Regions from separate parts of the Homo sapiens genome. Here region 1 is linked to region 2. A link is an interaction called in ENCODE POLR2A ChIA-PET data of the cell type or tissue named here. Cell type or tissue: HepG2. All regions are shown on one strand. Links, peaks and the distances in the headings refer to the core of each region. The heading gives the core; the rest is flanking DNA.

Region 1 (10,802 bases), core at 2,464-7,463, 63 kb after region 2:
TTTGTCTGGAGAGGGGACTGCAATTCCTGCGACATAATCCCAATTATGCACAATTAGCTGACTCAGGCCAATGCTGGCCACTTATTGACCAGGCAGATGCTCACCCAGGCTATGATTTTGTCATTGCAGAACCTGGAAACCAGTGTAATTTGAGCACAGAAAATTGAGAAATAGCCCCATATTTCCATACCTACAGATAATCCCCTTATCATATTAAGAGCCAAACTAGAAAGTAATCTGTTCTGTGTTTTTTTTTTTTAGGGTTTTATTTTATTTATTTATTTTATTTTATTTTGAGACAGAGTCTCGTTCTGTCACCCAGGCTGGAGTGCAGTGGCGTGATCTCGGCTCACTGCAAGCTCCGCCTCCCAGGTTCACGCCATTCTCCTGCCTCAGCCTCCCGAGTAGCTGGGACTACAGGCGCCTGCCACCATGCCCGGCTAATTTTTCGTATTTTTAGTGGAGATGGGGTTTCACCGTGTTAGCCAGGATGGTCTCGATCTCCTGACCTTGTGATCCGCCTGCCTCGGCTTCCCAAAGTGCTGGGATTACAGGCGTGAGCCACCGCGCCCGGCCTAGAGTTTTATTTTAAAACATTATCCTTAAAATTGTTTTTAGTTCCAGCATGAATCTGAGAAAGGAGACTAAAAGAAAAACTCTATGGGATAAAATTCTCCATATTGTAGAGCTCAGAAATGCCTAAGAAAAATTAGCCCTGATGATTTAATTGTAAAACTTTGGAGAAGGACAAAGTTTAGAAAAACAAAAAAAAAAATTGCCCAGTTCTGAACACATTAAACTAACTCAAACAAAATAACTCAATCCTCCTTTGAGTCAGAGTTTGTCATAAAAAAGTGTTTTTTTTTAAACCAAGCACACAAAACATTAGGAATTCCTCCAAAGTTTTAAGCAATTTATTCTTGTTTACTATGTTTATGATCTACAGTGTACCCATGAAGTCTGGAAACAGACAAATATTTAATAATGTGGTCAAAGACATCTTCAGTCATAAAAGCAACTCATAATATCTACATTTCTAGACTTCATGGACATCTTTTATTATCACTGTCATGTAGACAATACAAATGAAAATCTAATTAACATTTCTCATGCCATATGCAAATATGTAGGCAAGTTGAGAGTAAATGTATCTTCTTTTACCTGACAATGTATTACAGTTGTGTAAATTTTTCAGAGTACAGATCAAATTTTAAACTATTGAAGATGCCTTTGTAAAGTGAAGAATCTTTATGAGAAGTAAATTTACCAGTTCTTTAAATAGAGGTTTTCTTTTTCTTTTTTATTAAGAGGCAGGTCCTCACTACGTCATCCAGGGTGGAATGCAGTGGCTGGATTATAGCTCACTGCAGCCTCAAACTCCTAAACTCAAGTGATCCTCCTGCCTCACCCTCCCATGTAGCTGGGACTGCAGGGGTGTGCCACCATGCCTGGCTACCTTTTTTGTTTTTTGTTTTTTGATTTCAGTAGACACAGGTCTCATGATGTTTCCCAGGTTGGTCTCTAACTCCTGACTTCAAGTGATCCTCCTCGGCCTATCAGAGTGCTGGGATTTCAGGTGTAGGCCACCACACCTGGTCTAAACTAGAGGTTTTTGTAGATTGGATTTGCTTAAAGTAAGACACAAAATGATGATAGTAATCATGATGATGAAGATGAGGATAGTAGTTCATGTTCATTGAACTTTCTTATGTGACACACATTCTGCTGTGCACTTTACATGGTTTATTTCAACAGAATCTTCTTCTGTCTTTCCTGCCTGGATCAGGATACATCTTTCAGCATATAAACCCAGTACAGCAAAGATCTTTGACTTGATTTCTAGGCATGAATTCTATTATGAATTAGGCATGCAAGAACAGGAAGATCATAGAAAACTCAAAATCTACAACCCTGCATTCTGCTCCCAGCTCTTTCAAATAACAGGCTATATGACCTTGGCCAGATCACTTACCCTTTCTAGGCCTCGGTTTCCCTTAGTGTGAAGCAAAATTGTTCTAGGGCTAAAAGTTCTAGAATCATATTACCTTCAACTCTATTGATAAGAAAGCTCCCTTTGTTTTTAACAAAGAATCCAACTAACAGACGCCATTGCTTATGGGTAGGTAAAGTGTTAACCACAACCCGGACTTTCTGTTCTACTGGGAGGCCCATTGCACTAATGGAACCATTTGAAAGAAATCTTAGGAACCAATTCTAATGCTCTTACTTAGAATTGCAAAGTCAGTTTGAACCAGGGCTTGATGACTTACTTGACAACTATTTGTAAGCTTGTCTTATGCCCCACTTAGACTTCTAATTCTTGAGGGCAATGTTAATATCATATTCACATGGTATCGCCATGGTATCTGGCAGGCAGATAGATGCTGCCTAAGTAATTGTTGAATCAAAGATGAATTGTTGAATCAAGATTTGACTTGGAGATTTCTACTTGAGTTGGAGTCATTATTTTGAGAAATTCTGAAGCTGGAAGCACATTTGTCCACATTTTGAAGTTTATTCCCTACAACCACCTATTCTTAATACCTATACCACACAAGCCAACTCTAGTCCAAACTGTTTGAATCTGGGATTCAATTGACTATGAGCAAATCCCATTTGTCACACTGCCTAAGTTTACAGTCCTTTCCAGCTGGGGTTTGATCAGTTGGATCGTATGTGGGTGTGTGTTTTCAGAAGTAAGTTCTTGTGCAGCCACTTGCATGCTTTGGTATATTTTTATGTCTGCATACATGTATATCCTGCCAGTGAGAAATGTGCTGCCTTTCTACAGCCTTGCAAATCTTAAGCACTAGCTATATCATTTTCAGCATTTGAATCAATGTGTTAATGGAAAATTACAAAGAAAATGAGTATTTGGAAACCAAAGGTTGCCAACTAAGAGCAGAAAAAATAAAATACTGCACCTGAGAATTGACTTCCCATCCATCTCTTTTATTCTTGCACTTATTTTATAGCCAACATACTCTCTTTTAGCCCATGATTGCTTATTTTAAATTGTCTTCCAGTCTCAGGACTCTGTCTCTCTTCCCCAGCTCCCCCTTCTTCTCTCAGGCCTCCCAAATGATACAGTCTGTGTCATTAGCCGATGCTGTGGATTAGAGCCCAGAAAAACTTCTTGTTTTCAGCCAACCCTGGGGAGAGGAGATGAGGAGAAGGGAAAATGCCTTCCCCCAGAAGATGATCCGATAGCAAGTGAGGCTCCACTGACCCCTCACTGCCAGTCTGAGGCTCTGCAGATGAGCCCCATAAAATACTGCAGAAGGCTTAGCTGCCAACAAGCGCAGCACACAGAGATGATCTAGTCAGAGGCACGAATCGATCTCAAGACGTGAATCACTGACCTTAGCCCACGCTCACCCTCCCTAAATCCTGAGTCCATGTTAACTAAAGATTGCATTTCCGTTGTTACATCTCAGGCAGCAATTCTTGATTTCTGTTGAGTTTTATATCTCTTACCCAGCACCCATTTGGGAAGACTTTTTGTTTAATCTTCTAAATATCTGAAACACAATTCCAAACATTTCCAAGTTAAACTCCCCTTCCATTCACAATAAACCCCAGCAAGAATCTGATCGAAGAAAAGGTGCCGCAGACATTCTCTTTGTTCTGGATTGAACCAGTGGTATTTGGATCACCCAGGAGGTATATCATAACAAATTATCTCAATACCAATTGTCTCTGTGCAAAGGTTGGGTAAAGTCCCAAAGATCTAAGTCTTGGATAAAAGGGATGAGCGCATTTCTCAACAGAAGGGAAGGGGGCTGTTTTCAGTGATTTTGCCCACTAAATGTGGAATTCCCCAACAAATTCACATATTGCAAAAGCTATAAAGTTGTGAAACCTCCACTCAAGGAAAGGCTCAGGGAACACGATTCCAAACATCCACACTTAACTAAGTGCTCATCAAAACTCCTTTTTGAGTTTAGAGATCTAATTTCTCTAATGGCCAAATCACTTCTGTGTCTTAGAAAGTGTTTTCTACTGAGCTCGATCAACTAATAGCCTGGGACTGGCCTCACACACTCTCTATGCAGCAATGTTTACATGAAAGTATGGACCCAATCGAGGATGAATTCCAGAATCAGTAAGTCCATTCCTGGAGCTTAATTTTAAAAATACAATCTCTAGTTTCACTTTCCAGTTTCACTGGAATAACTGATATTTTAAAATTTCTAATAAAATAAGAATTATGCAGGTAAAATATCAGTTATTCTAGATTCTAGTAACTCAGTTATTCTAGATTCTAGTAACTAGACTTCTAATTAGCTGAGACATGATTCTAATGCAGAATCCCAGGGCAAAGTCCTGTACTTTTAATGATAGCATGCTAATTTGAATTTTAAGTGGATGTTGAATATTAACCCTGATACTGTCCTAGATAGTGAGTTTCTCAACCTCGGCACTATTGACCTTTGGGCTGGGTAATTCTTTGATGTTAGGGGGCTGTTGTGTGTGCTGTGGGATGTTTAGTAGCAACCCTGCCCTCTGCCCACTGGATGCCAATAGCAGCCCTCCTCTCCCCAGTTGTGACAACCAAAAATATCTCTGGACGTGACCAAATGTCTCTTGGGGGCAAAATTATCCCCAGTTGAGAACCACTACTCTGAACAAGGGAAAAATTCGTTTATTAGATGTTTCTATTCCATTTAAAAGAGAGCTAGCACAAAGTTAGAATGCTTTTCTGAACATAGAGTAAAATAAATAAAATTAATGATGTATTTCCATCCACATAATGGAATATTAAACAATCACTTAAAAACATGTTTGTAAAGATACTATAGGCATTAGAGAAAAGCAGAACATGGAATTATATGTTATGTGCCCTGTATGGATTCTGTAAGATATACAGATTTGAAAATATAGAAAGTATTTTAAAAGGAAAAACACAAAAATGAAAACCATAGCTCTCCGTGGGTGGTAGGACAATGCCATCTATATTTTCTTATTTAAATTTTTCTGCTTTCCCCAATTATCTACCATGAGCACGTATTTTTATAATTTCAAAATCAGACACAGAAAAAGGACAAAGAATGTTGTATTATACAGCACATGAACAAGAAAGCTGCAACATGCTGCCATCCTCTATTCCTAATTTAATTTTCTTCCACACCCTGAAGGAAGCAAAGCAATTCCTTTCCTACTCATCTGATCCTTTTCCTCATTAAACCCTCGCATCTGCTTCACTCTGCAGTCTGAAGTTTCTAAGGCCAGAACTCATGACATTATTTTATTCTACACCTTGCTTCTCAACCTGGGTGGACTCATGCATCCTTTCATTCATTCAATTCTCTGGCACTGTGTGAGGTACTGGGAATTCAGTGGGGGGAACAAGGCAGGTGGAGCCCCTACTCCCATGGAAGACAGACAGTGAATCAATAAACAAACACACAGACAAGATCATTCTAGAGAGTAACAGGGATTGTGAAGGCAATAGAGAGACTACGGGGGAAAAAAAAGAGAGAGACTATGGGAGACAGCACTACTTTAGCCTGGGTGGTCAGGGAAGGCCCCTCTGAGGAGGTGACATTTGAGCTGAGAACTGAAGAACAAAAGGAAGCCGGGTGCAGTGGCTCACGCCTGTAATCCCCACACTTTGGGGGGCCGAGGCACGCAGATAGCTTGAGCCCAGGAGCTGGAGACCAGCCTGGTGAAATTCCATCTCTACAAAAATACAAAAATTAGCCGGGCGTGGTGGTGCATGTTTGTAGTCCTACCTATTTGGGAGGCTGAGCTGGTAGGATCACTTGAGCCTGGGAGGTCGAGGCTGCAGTGAGCTGAGCTATGATTGCACCACTGTATTCCAGCCTGGGTGACAGAACAAGACCCTGTCTCAAAAAAAAAAAAAAAAAAAAAAAAAAAAAGATACAGAGAGTCACCAGGAAACTGGGAAGATTTGGGGATAGTTTTCCAGGTTTGATTTTTTTAAGTTCAAATATACAGAGCGAGCATGGCACATTCAGAGAAGAGGAGAAAGGCCATCAAAGCTGGAGATTTTCAAGAAAAGCTGGAGGCCAGGTTGGGAAGATGGCAGGACCCTGACTGCCTGGTCCTGATGCCACCAAGCTCAGGTCTACCCACATAGGGAGGTGGCAGCAGCAAATCAGAATCTTTGGGGCCAAAGCCCTGGAATTTGCATTTTACAACAAGCTTCCAAGGTGATATTGATGCACTGGAAATTTTGAGGGCCATAGCTCCAGAGTATTCCCTCACTCAAACGTTGTTGGGGTGGCTGGAACAGAGATGATGAGTGAACTAACTGTGTGGTCCACATGCCTGCAGCAACAGCAGCAGCAGCCCCTGGGAGCCTGTCAAAATGCAGAATTTCAGGCCCCTCCCCAGGTCTACCGGATTAGAATCTGCGTTTCAACAATAACATTCTATGTCATTTAAATATACATGAAAATCTGAGCAGCACTGATTCAGACCAGCATGATGTATCGTAACAAAGCTTTGACAGAGAAGAAAATGGAAGCTGTGTGATTTTTAGTGATAAATGATCAGAGAGTAACAAAATACCTGATCATACTGTGATTTTTGCTTTGGAATTAGGAGGCCACAGGTTATACCTATGTTAGCCTTTCTGGCTGAACTGTAGGGCCTGAATTGAAACCTTGAAATCTGAACTTATTGGCTCTAGAAAGATTCTTTCAAGTGGGCATTAGACCTTGAAATTTATTTTACCATTTATATATATATATATTTTTTTTTGAGACGGAGTTTCACTCTTGTTACCCAGGCTGGCGTGCAATGGTGCGATCTCGGCTCACCGCAACCTCAGTCTCCCGGGTTCAAGTGATTCTCCTGCCTCAGCCTCCCGAGTAGCTGGGATTACAGGCATGTGCCACCATGTTGGGCTAATTTTGTATTTTTAGTAGAGACAGGGTTTCTCCATGTTGGTCAGGCTGGTCTTGAACTCCTGATCTCAGGTGATCTGCCTGCCTCGGCCTCCCAAAGTGCTGGGATTACAGGCGTGAGCCACTGTGCCCAGCCCATTTAGATTATTTTTAAAAGACAGGGAATGTTCTTCATTAATGCAACTAAGCATACACATTTACTATGTTGTATAGTATTTCATATTTTAAAAAACAGAAATGCAAACACTGCGGAATCAGTAGAGACTTCTTTCACTAACCTTTAACAATCATGAATCTCACTCATTGCCCTTTTCCTCTTCCCCACGATACTTTGCAACACTTTACACGTCTCCTTGGCGTGGTCATCTATGTGATCTTCCTTGACTCTGTAAAATGTCTCTCTCTTTTTCTCTAATTAACATGGACTTTTTTTTTTTTTTAATTGCAACAGCTTTTGGTAATTTTAGGACAGGTCTTGCTTCTTTTCTTTCAGTGGTCAGAAAAAGACCACGTTTATCCAAGCCCTGTGCCTATGCTATAGCTCTCTAATCAAGAAATGTTTCTTTCAACTGACCACGGCTCCTAACTTTATCTCTTTGTCCTTTGAAGCCGATAGCTATTATTTCTAACGACCATCACTAATTCAAGAATAAACACTCTGTTTTCTCCCAAATTGCTACATTCTGTTAAAGGGAACTAGAATTAAAATCCCAATTTCTATCAGCACTCTATTTTATGAAAGGGTACTAAAGTAGGATGCCACAAGGCTTGAGAGCAGAAGCAAAGCGTGACTTCTCTGTGCTCCCTGAGTGGCCCCTTCTCCCACTGTGACGGTCAAGTCCACCTACTTACGGGTGTTCTCAGATTGACTCTACGTGGTGAATGAGGACTCAAAGATAAGGACTGCTACCTTTCTTTTTTCTTTTTCTTTGTTTGTTTGGGGGCATGGACGGCTACTGTTTTTTTTTTTTCCCCTGTATCATCATAAAGACATTTATTCTGGAAAAGATTTGATCTTTGCCCCTTATCTGGCTGGAAGTAATTTAGACAAGAAGGGGACCTTGCCTGGGGAGGAACAATCTCCCCCAGAACCACGATGGGGGCTGTTTTTTCAGGTTTCAGATGCAGCCTGTGACTGTCTTGGTTACGCTCTTGTGAAAAGGATCCTTCCTGCATCTAGAACTTCTACAGCAGTAGGGCTTTCTGGTCCTCCAGACTTCCAGAAGCAGAAGCCTCAGGAAATGAGGCCACTTATTTAGCTTGTTCATGGCCATTGGTTGTTTGGTCTATGTCTCACCGCATTGGCTGTTGCCTTGCTCTGTGCCCCAATAATACAGAATGTAAATATCTCTACAGCAGTTATTGCGGTTACGAGGATCTGTTATTCCACTTGGGCAATGCAATAGCTTTTAGAAAAGGATCTGCCTAAAGCCACGTAAATTACTCGTCCAGACATTTCACAAGAGTATAAGCAACCTGAGGGCAGACACTTATTTTGCTTTGGGCACTGATGAACCTCAGCACCTAGAACAGTGCCCAGTGCAGAGTAGATGCTCATTAACCATTTGCTGAGTAAATGAATGAAATCCACCTGGTCAGTCAGGCACATTCCCAGGGCCTGAGAAGGACTTCCTGGGCCCCTGTCCCTTTCTGTGGCTTCGCTTTAGTGTTCTGTGTGTCTAGAACACTTCACTGCGCTCTGTGAGCTCGCACAGTGATCACCACTGCTTTGTGAGCACCAGAGGGCAATCCTGGTGCTTACCAAACTGCCTGGCACTTAGGAGGTGTTTAACAGTTTACTATTTGATGAGGGAAGGAAGCAGGAGAGGGCAGAGGGAAGGTGGGAGGGAGGGTCTGGGTAAGTGGTTAATTAGAGATTGTTCTCTTTAGCTAACTCAGTCCCTTCTGGGGTAAGCTAACCTTTTTAGCTTTTGTTGTGACCAGGCCTGAGTTGAAACTTCAGACACAAATGAAGTACAGCCTTGTGGCCAGAGAGCAAATACAACTTTCAAAATAGTGAGTGTTGGCCAGGCGCAGTGGCTTATGCCTGTAATCCCAGGAATTTGAGAGGCTATGTGGGGAGAGCTTGAGTCTAGGAGTTCAAGACCAGCCTGGGAAACACAGCCTGTCTCTTCAAAAAAATTTTTTAAAAATTAGCAGAGCATAGTGGTGCATGCCTGTAGTACTAGCTAATCAGGAGGCTGAGGTGGGAGGATGGCTTAAGCCTAGGGGTTGAAGTTGCAGTGAGCTATGACTGTGCCACTGCACTCCAGCCTAGGCAACTGAGAAAGATCCTACCTCAAAAAAAAAAAAAAAAAAATAGTGGGTGTTTCCTTGGAAAGAGCACTGGGCTCACAGGGAAACATCCTGAATTTAAATAGCTCCCTATCATGTACTATCAAACCTCAGAGTTCACAGTAAATCCTCTAGACCCCCATTTCCTCACCTGAGAAGAGGGAATGGTGGTGCCATCTGCTCTGCACTGTACAGTTAATAAAAACAGAATGTGAAAGTCCCTTTAAAGCACAAAGCCTCAGCATGCAAAGGATCATCAGCAAAACTCCCTCTCCCGCTGTCAGGGTCAGCTTCCAGCCCTTGGGTTCTTTTTCTCCCTTTCTCTGTCTAGCATCTCCCACAAGAAATTCTGCAGGAAATCCAGGGTCCTGTCTGAACCCAAAGGTTGGCTTCCGGGTGGAGCCCTTCTCTTGAAATTACCTGTAGGCTGTGCATGGCCTTCTTTGGTATCTTTGTCTCTTTACCTTGAAGGTGTCTGAGTTGGGGCCATTCCACCGCAACCTGCCCCTGCTGGACTCATCTGTGGTTGCACTCATCATGAAAGCAAAGTCTTTCTGTCTCTCGGCCTTCCTTTCCTCCCTTGCAAGAAGTCAAACCTGACAGAGGTCGGCAGGCGGGTGGATGAGTGAGATGGCTGGGTGGGAATGAAAAAAAGGTGGAGAGCACATTTGTTCCCTCCAAAGGGGATGGTCATGCCTTTGTGCCAGCCCATTGTTGAAATGTGGGAAGGCAAGAACACTAGATCATCTGACATTCAAAAAAAAATCTGGAAATCTGAACTTTTATAGGAGACCTCCTGACTTTTAAACATTGGCAACACTTACAAATTTGTTAACTATGCTGCCTGAGCCAACTAAAACACATCTGTGAGCCCAGCGCAGTCTGTGAGTCTCCAATTTGTGACCTGGGGGCTCTGGGCACCTTTTTAGCTCTGAGAGCCATGGTCTTTCTGAACTGTGAACTCTGCTAAAAAATAAAAATAAAAATAAAATACCCAAAGCTCTTTTCATACTTCCTTTTCTTCTTAGGTCCTCATTGTGCCTCACCTGAGCTATTGTGACAGCTTCTCTCTAACCTGGTAGGAATCTGATTTGGAAATAGGGTCTTTGCAGATATAATCAAGATAAGATGAAGTCCGTGGAGTAGACATTAATTCAGTATGGCTGATGTCTTTCTAAGAAGAGAAGAGACACAGAGACAGGTACAGACACAGAGGGAGATGAGGTGGAGATTGTCATGCGATGGTGAAGGCAGAGACTGGAGTGGTGCGTCTACAAGTCAAGGAGTGCCAAGGACTGCCAGTGACACCAGAAGCTAAAAGAAAGGCATGGAACAGATTCTGCCCTTCAGGCATCAGAGAGAACACTGCTCTGCCAGCACCTTGATTTCAGACTCCTCGCTTCCCAACAGTGAGAGAATACATTTCTATTGCTTTATTTGTTACAGCAGCCCTAGGAAACCAACACATTGGCCAATCAGGGGATGAGCGCCTAGAAAAGAAAGAAGCTCACCCTACCCATCTTCTCACCCCTTCTCACTTCTCCGATAGCATATCCAGACTACGAAAACCTGACCTTCCTCTCAGATTTCCTGTTTCCCAAAATTTTAACAATTTCTCTAAACATTTCCTTG
Region 2 (10,802 bases), core at 3,162-8,161:
TCCGTAAGAATACTATACACTTCATAAGGGTGCTCTGAGGACAAAATAATAAAGCACATACAAAGGCAGCATAATATCTGGAACAGTAGGTACATAATATTTGCTTGATGCATGACTGAGTAAACTTTAAAAGTCACTTGGCTTCTCTCTGAGTGGCTGAGCCTCCTAAATCAATAGATAAACAAATGGGTAAATAAGTAAAATTCCCCTTTTCACTCAGATGTGGATGATGCTGACCACTGGGAGGTCAGGATGTGGCTCTCATGGGTCTTGGGGTTCAATCTCATTGGAAGCCTGGGGTTCTCTCTAAGAATGTATTTCCTGATGGACACAGTGCCTCATGCCTGTAATCCCAGCACTTTGGGAAGCCAAGGTAGGCAGATTACTTGAGGTCAGAAGTTTGAGACTAGCCCGGCCAACATGGCAAAACCCTATCTCCACTAAAAATACAAAAATTAGCTGAGTGTGGTGGCCCATGCCTGTAATCCCAGCTACTCAAGAGGCTGAGGCAGGAGAATCGCTTTAACCAGGAGGCGGAGGTTGCAGTGAACCGAGATCATGCCACTGCACTCCAGCCTAGGTGACAGAGCTAGACTCCATCTCCCACCCCCACCCAAAAAAAATATATTATATGTGTTTCCTCTATCAGTTTACAGGCTTGATTGTTTCTGGCAATCAGACCTGGAGAAATTGTCTGTGGCTGCACAAAAGTGAATGCATTCTACCCAATCCCCTTCCTCCCCTGGTCAAGTAAGCCTGGCTTTTCCCTTGCAGTCCGGACACCCATCCACCATTACTCTGTGTGTAGAGGCCCAGCCTGTGGGATGGGCGGCAGCTGGAAGGAAGCTCCCTCCAGGAAGTAATCTGGTGGCATGCAGAGCTCTGGTGGAAGAGGGTGAAGTGTCTGAGTCCTGGTCAAACAGTGACAGCCCTTCCCCCACAGGGGCATTGGTCCTTCCCAAGTAACCCCACCCCTTAGCATCTTTGCCTCTTCCTGATGGAATTAAACAGCTACCACACTTCCATTTCACAGCGGGAGAAATGGAGACTAAGTGCCTGTGACACCTGGTCACTGGTCTAAGTGCTGATGATACAATGCCCCTGCCCTCTTGGAGCTGGTAGTTCATGGGTCTACTTTAGTTCCTACATTAGCTCAGGTGCATTCACAGAAAATAAGTAATGATGCTTTAGCAAGACAGGTTTATTTCTTTCTCACTGAGAGCCTACGTTGGTTGGCTATCTGAGGGGCAGGTGGCTTTGTTCCACAAGTCATCCAGGGGCTCAGGTTTCTTCCACCCTGCTCTGCCAGCTCCCAGCATTCTGTCAACCACATGATCAAAGCTGAAAAGAGGACAGTGTAGGGCAGGCAGTATCCTTCAAGGGCCTGACCTGAGGGCTGCACACAAGTCAATTCTGCTCACATCCCATTAGTATGATCTTAGTCACATGGTCACATTTAGCTGCAAGGGAATCTGGGAAATGTAGTCTTTAGCTGGGTGGCTGTCTGCACAGATAAAACTTGGGGGTTTTATTACTAACAGGGAGAAGGGAAGGATGGATCTAGAGGGGCACTTTTTCCCACATGGGGAGAGACAACAATAAATACGTACTTTTTTTTTTTTTTTTTTTGAGACAGAGTTTCATTCTTGTTGCCCAGGCTAGAGTGCAATGGCACCATCTCAGCTCATTGCAACCTCTGCCTCCTGGGTTCAAGTGATTCTCCTGCCTCAGCCTCCCGAGTAGCTGGGATTACAGGCAAGCACCACCACGCCCTGCTAATTTTGTATTTTTAGTAGAGACAGGGTTGCTCCATGTTGGTCAACCAACCTCAGGTGATCTGCCCGCCTTGTTCTCCCAAAGTGTTGGGATTACAGGCATGAGCCACTGTGCCTGGCCCATACTTTTACACCATAAGTCAGGTGGGCAGGGAGATCTCTTGAGATGACATTTGAGCAGAGAGCAAATGCATTAAGGTAGATGTTTCCATGCTGCCTAAGGAAAGAGGGTTCCGGGCAGAGGGAGCAGCAAATGAGAGGCCCTGGATGGGTGGGAGGAATGAGCTTGGCGCGTTTGAGAAAAGCAGCTTAGGAGAGCCTGGCAAATCACAGGAAGGAGCTTGTATTAGATTGTTTTCATGCTGCTGATAAGACTTACTTGAGACTGGGTAATTTATAAGGAAAAAGAGGTTTAATAGACTCACAGTTCCACGTGGCTGGGGAGGCCTCACAATCATGGCAGAAGGCAAAAGGTGTGTTTTACATGGCAGCAGACAAGAGAGAACTGGTGTAGGGAAACTCCCCCTTATAAAACCAGCAGATCTCATGAGGCTTATTCACTATCATGAGAACAGCACAGGAAAGAGCCGCCCCCATGATTCAATTACCTCCCTCCTGGTCCCTCCGATGACACATGGGAATTGTGGGAGCTACAATTCAAGATGAGATTTGGGTGGGGACACAGCCAAACCATATCGGGGGTCTACAAGTCTCTTCACCCTTTCCTCTTGGGCATTCCAGAGTCCTTATCATGGACTGTCCTTCGCAAGGTGAACTGTGTGTGTGTTAGGGGTAGGGGCAGAGATTAGGTGCAGAAGCTAGGTAGGAGGCTGCACACTTGTCCAGGTGAGAGATGAGGCTTTTGTCTAGGATGAAAACAGAGAGGGGTGCAAGCAATGAGATGTATTTTATCCATGAAGAAGAGGAATGGAATACGTTGTTAGGAAAATAGATTGGGGTTGAAATTTGGGGTAATCTTACATGGCTTGCTAAAAACCAAACCTCCAGGATTTTACTTTGTAGGCAGCAGGGTGCCTTGGGAGGGTTTAGTGCAGAGGCATGGGCTACACTTTAGAAGAGCTCATAAACTCGTTGGGGGAGTGATTTTATTAAAGATGAACAAGAAAAGGTTGAGGGGGTATCCTGTCAAGTTGGAAAAGGAGAAGTGCCAAGATCCTGCTTTTAGGGCTGATGGAAAGTCCAGATCTGCTCACAGTCAGGCACCGAGAGTGCAGAGCCTCCGGCCAAGGGGGATAAAGTGGAAAGAGTTCTTAAAGATGTGCGTCCACATACACATTGCTCCCAAAGAGCCTTATATTGCCAGACACAGCAGCAGGAAGCCATTATGAGAGCTTGCACAATCTACTCTAGCTGAGAATGTTTCCCAATATAATTTACAAAATTTCAGTTGGAAATGCATTAGCAGTTGAGCAGTGAGGAACTTCAACGGGGTAAATAGGAAAACTAAATTAAAACCCCAGCTTCGAACGCGATCGAACGGTGTGTGCAGCTCCTGCAGTCTTCTCTAACCTTTTCAAGTCCAAAGGGCCCTTTTGTTTTCCCCAGTTTATGGGTTGGTTTTCATTTGATTTGGTTTCAGAAAGTTTTTACGGAATCCACTCAAGTGACTGCTGATGAGCTTGCATGCAAAACCATCCGTTCACACATCCATCAGAAAAGGATCTCAGAAGGGAAGAGAGGCAGACATCAGAAAACACACAGAGAACATAGAGAGCTCCAGGACAAGGGTAGGACAGACAAGGATGGAGACAGAGAGACATACAGAGAGAGAGAGAGAGATTGAAATTCAGAGGGAAAGACATTGAGGGAGAGAATGAGAATAACACGATGCAATTTCTTTCTCTAGGCTGCTTTGAAAAGTAATAGCTTATGCCCAGGAGACTGTTCCCTTTAAGTTGTACATGTCCTTTCCTGGCCATATGTCAACTGGACCATGCATTGGAAAGTTTTATAGGTGTCTGAAAGGCTGTTCACCCCTTCTTCTTGGGCATTTGGGGGGCCCTTACCGTGGAATCTCCTTCTCTTTCAAACAGTACCTTCTTAAGCTCCTGTCCCTTCTCCAAATGACTTTCCTCCTTCCTTTCTAGCAACTCAGTGTTTTTCTTTTAGCTCCACCTCCTAGAGCAGGCTTCAAGTTCTTTTTGACATCACAGGGTTAGTCATTTCCCTTTAGGAATTGTAAACATAAATGACACCCTGGACGAAGTCTAGACTGGGTCCTCAGTCCTCTTTGGAGAATGAGAGGTGTCTGTTCTGTGGGCACCATCACCATGAAGCCTGTGAGAGGGTGCCAGGCCATCCCCAGCTGAGGAGTCAGCACTGATTCCCCCTATCCATCCTAGGCCCCTCCATTTCAGAGGAAGAATCCTGTTTAGTATCATTTGGAGCACCCCTTGTGTATCTGTCAGGTGTTAGCGTCTGGGACAAAGCCTGTACCTTCACCGAGAGGACATTCCAGGAGACAGGTTACAAGAAACAAGCACACCAATACATACCACAGTTCACAGTAGAGATCAATGCTTTGCAAAAAATACTAATAATAAAGTAGTAAAATGATAGAGCATGGTTGGCGGGAGAGGTGGTTTCTCTAGATGGGGTGGGCTGGGATTGTCACTCTGAGAAGGAACATTTGAGTAAAGACTAAAATAATGTGAGTGGGGGAGGGCAAGTAGATACGCCGAGATGAGAATAAGCTAGACATTGTCAAGGAACAGAAAGAAATGCCTTTCTATTCCTTAGTTGTATTTGGAGACCTAGAGAAGTTGTGGGAAATAGCAAGTTTGGCATCCTCACTTGCAGCATGTGCTAGCGTTACCTACACTACAGTGGACATGAAATGGTTAAAGAGCAACCTCCCTCTACCCCACACCCATGCAAATGTCAGCAGCCAAGGGGGACACTTGGTCATGGAGCAGAGAGAGAGTCCAATAATCCATGCCCTGAACCACCCTCGAGCCTTCCAGCCGAAGCTGCTAGTTCCATCCACAGCCTGAGTGCAGTGAAGCCCTCTCCCCACCCATCCCTGCAGCTTAGACTAACTCCCAGACACAGCTAAGCCAGGAAAAGGCAGGTCTAGATGTACAGCACCAACCAAACAGCCCAAACCAGGGCTGCAGGCATTCTGTAGGATACAACGAACGGAGAGAGAAAACAAACCTTAGCTCTTAAGATCTAAAGAAGAGAGATGGATAGAACTTTAAATATGCAGTTGATTATTCTGAATACTTAACTCTGAGCAGTTGCACACAGGAGAACTGAGAATTCTGTACAACTGGTGTTAAATGCAGGTGGACTTCTTCCATCCAGACCGGGCTGTAACACAAAAGCATATTGATGCTGCAAACCTCGGTTTATGAAACAAGAAAGAAATGCACAGAGAACAGAGAATTTCTGCAGTCACACATGGATAATTTCCAGGAAAGAGAGATTAGCAGTGAACGTCACTGTGTGTGTATGTGTGTAATTTTATATTTTATATATATATATATATATATATATATGTATGTATGTATATAGTTGTCTGTATACAGAAGAGCACTCTGACAGGGCTCCTTCTCATCTTAGAGTTCTATTCATCATTTATGGGAAGAACTAAATCCAAGCAGAAAATAAATAGAAAGAAGCAGTGATTTTAAACCCGATCTTCTCTTTGATTACATTAAAATTTTAAACTTCTGTATGGCCAAAAATAAAGAGAGAGAGAAAGAAAGTCCTAAACAAAGTCAGAAGGCAAGCAGCAATGTGGGAAACAGCATCACATAATAGACAAAGGGCTAATTTTTATTATTTACAAAGAGCTCTTACAAATCAATAAGGAAAAGACAAACAGCCCAATAGATAAATGAGCAAAGTACAGGAACAGGCAGATAGCAGAGAAAAGCAACGCATTTGGCCAGTGACATAGGAAAATAAATCCAATCTTATTCACAATGAAAGTAATGAAAATTAAAACATTGTATTTTTAAAGCAAATGGGCAAAGTTTTAAAATTTGGTCTAATTTGGAACCCCCAGAAGCAGACTCTGAGATGTTTTAGTAGAAGTGGTTGATTTGGGAGGAATCCCAGGAAATCCAGGAGCAGAATGGGGAGGGAGAGAGGGAAGGGAAGGGAAGGGAAGAAATTAATCAAGTTACCTTTGTCACTAGAGCTTAATTCCACAAGGGACTGGGGAGGGGAAGGGAACAGTCAGAGTTACGGGTTCTGAGGGAGAGAGAGCTGAGGTACTTACACACCAGCTCCCGTCACACACTCGTCAAAGGCTGCTGAGGGAGGCTGCTGATTAACTCCCCAGCCTTTTGGCCTGCAGTGAGCCCTGGACAGCCAGCAAAACTTAAGACAAAGACCTGCAGGTGCTGACAGTGGGAAGTTGGACATTGGACAGCATGCCCTGAAATGATAAAGTTAAAAGGGTATAGGATCAGAACATCAATGGAGTCTTCTATCAAAGTTTGCCCAGAAGAAAAGAAGCCATTGTATGAAAAAGATACTTGCACAAGCATGTTTATGGCAGCACAGTTCACAATTGCAAAAACATGGAACCAGCCCAAATCGCCATCAATCAATGAGTGGATAAAGAAACTGTGTGTGTGTGTGTGTGTGTGTGTGTGTGTGTGTGTGTATCACACAATGGAATACTACTCAACCATTAAAAGGAAAGAATTAATGGCATTCTCAGTGATCTGGATAAGATTGGAAACCATTATTTTAAGTGAAGTAACTCAGGAATGGAAAACCAAACATCATATGTTCTCATAAGTGGGAGCTAAGCTATGAGGATGCAAAGGCATAAAAATGATACAACAGACCTTGGGGACTGGAAAGGAAAGAGTGGGAAGGAGGTGAGGGATAAAAGGCTACAAATTGGGTTCATTGTGTACTGCTTGAATGATGGGTGCACCAAAATCTCACAAATCACCACTAAAGAACTGACTCATGTAACCAAATACCACGTGTTTTCCAAAAGCCTATGGAAATAAAAAGTAAATAAATAAATAAATAACAAGGTTCCATTTGTTCAGTTCTTGCTGTGTGTAAGGCACAAATTCAGTATTTAGGTGTATCATCATCTCATTGAATACTTAAACTGACCTTATGATATAAACACTACTTTTATCCTCATTTTAAAATGAGCAAACGGAGATATGAAGAGGTTGGTTAAATACATTTCCTAAGGTCCTGCAGCAATGAGATTAAGGAGAAATAATGCATTTCAGGCTCACTGACACCCACTCCTGCCTCTTGACTAGTGTGCCTTCCATAGATGGAAAGAAACATTTTCCCATACTGTAGATGGAAATGAAAATCTGGCTGGTAAAATCTCTTTGGAGGGTCATTTGACAATGGCCTTCAAAATTTTAAATGTATGTATAATGTGACTCAACCACTCCACTTGACAAAGGGAAGCAATTGCTGTGCTTTTAATAATAAAAAGAATTCTAAGCAATGCCACTGGATTTTTCATAAAGGGCAGGTAAACATTTTCTGGTATGTCAATGCAACAAAATACCGTGGGATAGTTAAATATAAGGGCAAGGAGCAATCTGTGGAAACAGAAAAAGGTCTAAATGTTAAAATTTTGTTTCTTATTTTAAAAGTGCATGTAGCAACAAAGTATGTTTGATGTGACCGTGTTTGCTTAAAAAGAAAGTGAGTATTCATTTATCACTGTGCTTGTGTAAGGCTCACAGAGAACACTGGTTAGGACTGGGAGTCTGAGAGGTAAGTGGGGGAGCCTTCGTTTCTCGCTCTATACCCTTCTGAATTATTTGAATTTTCTTCCATGTGTTACTTTTATAGTTTAAAGATTCTAGTAAAAATAATCAACCAACCAACCAACAAACAAACCAATCCATTACTATCCTTGGGATATTATTAATAACATCTGGTTTCTTTGGTCCACCCTGACCTGACTCTCTTCTTCCCCAAAGTGTGCCCGTCTCTTAAACGCAGTCAGTCTCCTCCTCCCCTTTTTGCCAGGCTGCTCCTTTCCCTGGGATGCCTCTTCGTTACTCTGCTACCTTTTCAAACTCTACATATCCTGCAAGCCCTACCTCAACTACCACTCCTCCCAGAAGCCTTCCTGGGCTACTCTGGCTCGCAACCAGCTCCTTCCTCTCCAAACACTTATAGTAACTGTGGTTGTACAAAACACATGGTCTATAATCTCAATTTTCTTTATTTTCCTTCCTCTCTTCCAAGTTTGTGTTTTGTTTTTCCAAGTAGGCAGAAAATACCTTCAGAGCAGGGGCTGTGACTTACAGGAGAGGTCATGAAACAGACACACAAGTCACAGGGAGGAAGCAACCTTAAGTCCTGTTGAAGATCCAGCCATGAGCTTTTGGATACTTTGACTTGGGAGAGTGAGTAAAAAAGGGAAGGAAGGGAGGGAGGGAGGAAGGGAGAAGGAGGGAGGGAGGGAGGAAGAAACACACACACACACACACACACACACACACACACACGCACACACCCGTTGGAAATATTTACCTATATCATTAAAGAAATGATTCTACCCTTTGCAGATATTAAACTAAAGTGAATTAACACCTTACGACAAGGTCTCCTGTTAGCTTGGAAGTACATTTACATAGCAGATGGCATCCAGGGGCTGAGGGCAGGTGTCTTAGAACACTGTCTGTTCGGGTGAGGGGCAAAGAGCACATACTCACACTTGCCATTTGCCGTCCTGAGATCAGCTGGAGTAGGTCCCCTTTGGAATGCTTTCCCCAGCCTTGAAACAATTGTACACCTCTTCTGTGTGTACACCCTCCTCTGGTTTTACAACTGGTTCCACAAGCCACAGGTGAGTTCATGGCAGACTCAGCACTAGAACCAGGTCCCTGGCCTGGCGCACATGCCTTCATTCATCCTTCACCTGAAACCCTCAGTAATGCATGACACAGCAACACAAAAGGAATTTTTCCAGCTCTGCCTAGTGGGGCTGAGGCGGTGGTACCAAGCAGTGCTTCCATGTGGGAATTCCTTTCCAGCATTTCTCGGGAAATTTATGTTTTTCCAACTTCTGAGGATAATTAGTCAAGGAACTGAGAAAATGAGAAAAATATTCTAATTCCCCCATGAGAATGACAGCTTAGCAATCAATATGCAGGCATTACTTGTTGGAAGGAATCTAGTGATGTCAAGCAGAAAGCCAGAACAGGAGGCACTGACACATGAAGCCCAAGCTGAAGACATTTCCAGGAACCAGGACCAGAGTACATAGGAGCAAATCAGTCATCGCCTACTCAGGCTTGTTTGCAGTTGTGTGTTTGTGGTCCTGTAGGCTGCTAATGTGAGCCATTCTTGCAAAGAAAATAAAATATTAATGTATTTATATGTATAGTATACTTTATTCAAGTCCTGTGGGTGGAGTTCCAAGAAATTACAAGGTTGGAAGCAAAGTAAGTTCTGTGGCAACTTCTTGAATCTGTGTAGTGTTTTCAACCTTGCTAGGAGAACTGAATGTCACATTATTCAAATATTACCCAGTAATGTTCACTGGCACTTTCCAGGATTTAAATATTTGCTAGAGGCAAATATTTTTTAATAAATTCTTTGTAAAGCTCTCAGTAGATCCTATTCAACTTACTATTTCTTATATATCCATCAACGTTTTTAGATATTTGTGATAATTACTAAAGAAAAGAGTATGAAGAATGTTCAAAGCATTTTAAGAATAACTTATGATTTGAGGAATTCCAAGTTCTTGTCCCTAGATCTCAAAGGTTAATATCTGTTGGGCATTTGGAAACATGAGTGCTGTCAGAGAGGATATTGGTTTCTCAATTACAAGAGCTTTGCTGTTCAATACGTAGATGGTGAGGTCTTCTGAGGCCGCTCATAAGCCCCAGAAATAGCACATAAACCAGTCATCACACGTGTCCTGTTATTTACCAGCAGGTGAGTGAGTAGCCACCAGGGGCTGGTGATGGGTGCTGCAATTTATAGAGGATTGCAATGATGATGATGCCAAGGAGGAGGAGGAGGACGTCTGTGGGCGCTTTTGCTAGATTCTCAGTGTGCATTTGAACACTGGCTTCTCTGGGCTGTAAATTTTCCATCTGTAAAATAAAGAAGTTAGAGAAGTCAGTGATTTTTTTTTCAAACATTACTTTCAGTGAAACTTGACCCTAGGAAAAAAACCCAAAGTGGACCATAAAATAACAGCAATATTAGCTATGTGCCTTCCATGGTCCCAACCACTGTATACTTATTAACTTCACTAAGCTTCACAACAGCCCCGTGTCCATATTACAGATAGGAAAGCTGATGAGACTGCAGAGGGGTTTAAGGAACTTGCCCAGAACTACACATGAACAGCCTGGTTCTGGGGCCAGGTTTGGGTGGGCAGCAGAGAGCCATGCTCTGCCTGTTCAACCTCCATCCCCTTGGTCCCCACAGCACCCATGTGCTCCCCAGAACACAGCTAGGAAAGTCACTGCCCTAAATGATCTCCGAGGTCTTTTTCAGGTTAGGGCTAACTGAAAAACATTTTAAATACCACTGTCCATTTTGAAGTTTCTGGAATTCTGTAAATTTGTGGAGCATTTATAACACCTCACACGAGCATCACTCAACCCCTGTACAACAGAAAAGGCATGGATTCTTAGCCTGGTATTTACAAGAAACAGAGAGATTGGCCTGGAGTCATACGTCAGTTAAATGGCAGGGACAGTTCTAGAAATCAGGTCTCCTGAGTCTTAGCTCCGGGTTTTTTTTTCCCCCAAGGCATATGAAAGCACTTTGTCAAGTGTGAACACTGTACAAATATTCAGTATTACTTTTTCACACCTCTCTCCCCAGACTTAGACAAAGTACGTGTTCAATAAGAATCTGTTGAATTGAATAGCCGATTATGCCTGCTTTATGATTATAGAATGCAAGTCAGAAAAGAACAATGGGGAATCTCATGAAATATGATTCTGTTTACCTTTCCATTGTCGATCCTAATCATTTATTTCTTTCAAGTATGCCCTCTGCTATCCTTAGACTAACACACACACAAAA

What was found. ChIA-PET counts read pairs that join two places held together with the same protein. Peaks named below come from ENCODE experiments on the same cell type or tissue, not always from the same donor. Only the 100,000 strongest peaks of a DNase experiment are listed, where the experiment ranks them.
Region 1: POLR2A ChIA-PET joins it to region 2 with 10 read pairs; 1 of 35 experiments calls an interaction of 5 or more read pairs at or near these places.

Annotation. Positions count from the first base shown.
Region 1 is chr16:51,116,490-51,127,291 of GRCh38, forward strand. No RefSeq gene overlaps it. Among named protein-coding and RNA genes, the nearest start is that of SALL1, 29 kb to the right of the region's middle. In HepG2, for the core only: a CTCF peak has its summit at 3,246; DNase peaks (open chromatin) are centred at 3,712, 4,062 and 4,432; H3K4me3 peaks cover 1,157 bases.
Region 2 is chr16:51,052,557-51,063,358 of GRCh38, forward strand. It overlaps LOC107984887 (a long non-coding RNA gene), which reads right to left and starts at 8,804. Exons shown (of 3, transcript XR_001752177.2): 1 at 8,465-8,804; 2 at 6,025-6,183; 3 at 1,611-5,108. In HepG2, for the core only: no CTCF peak of the experiment used is centred there; DNase peaks (open chromatin) are centred at 5,625 and 6,215; H3K4me3 peaks cover 1,389 bases.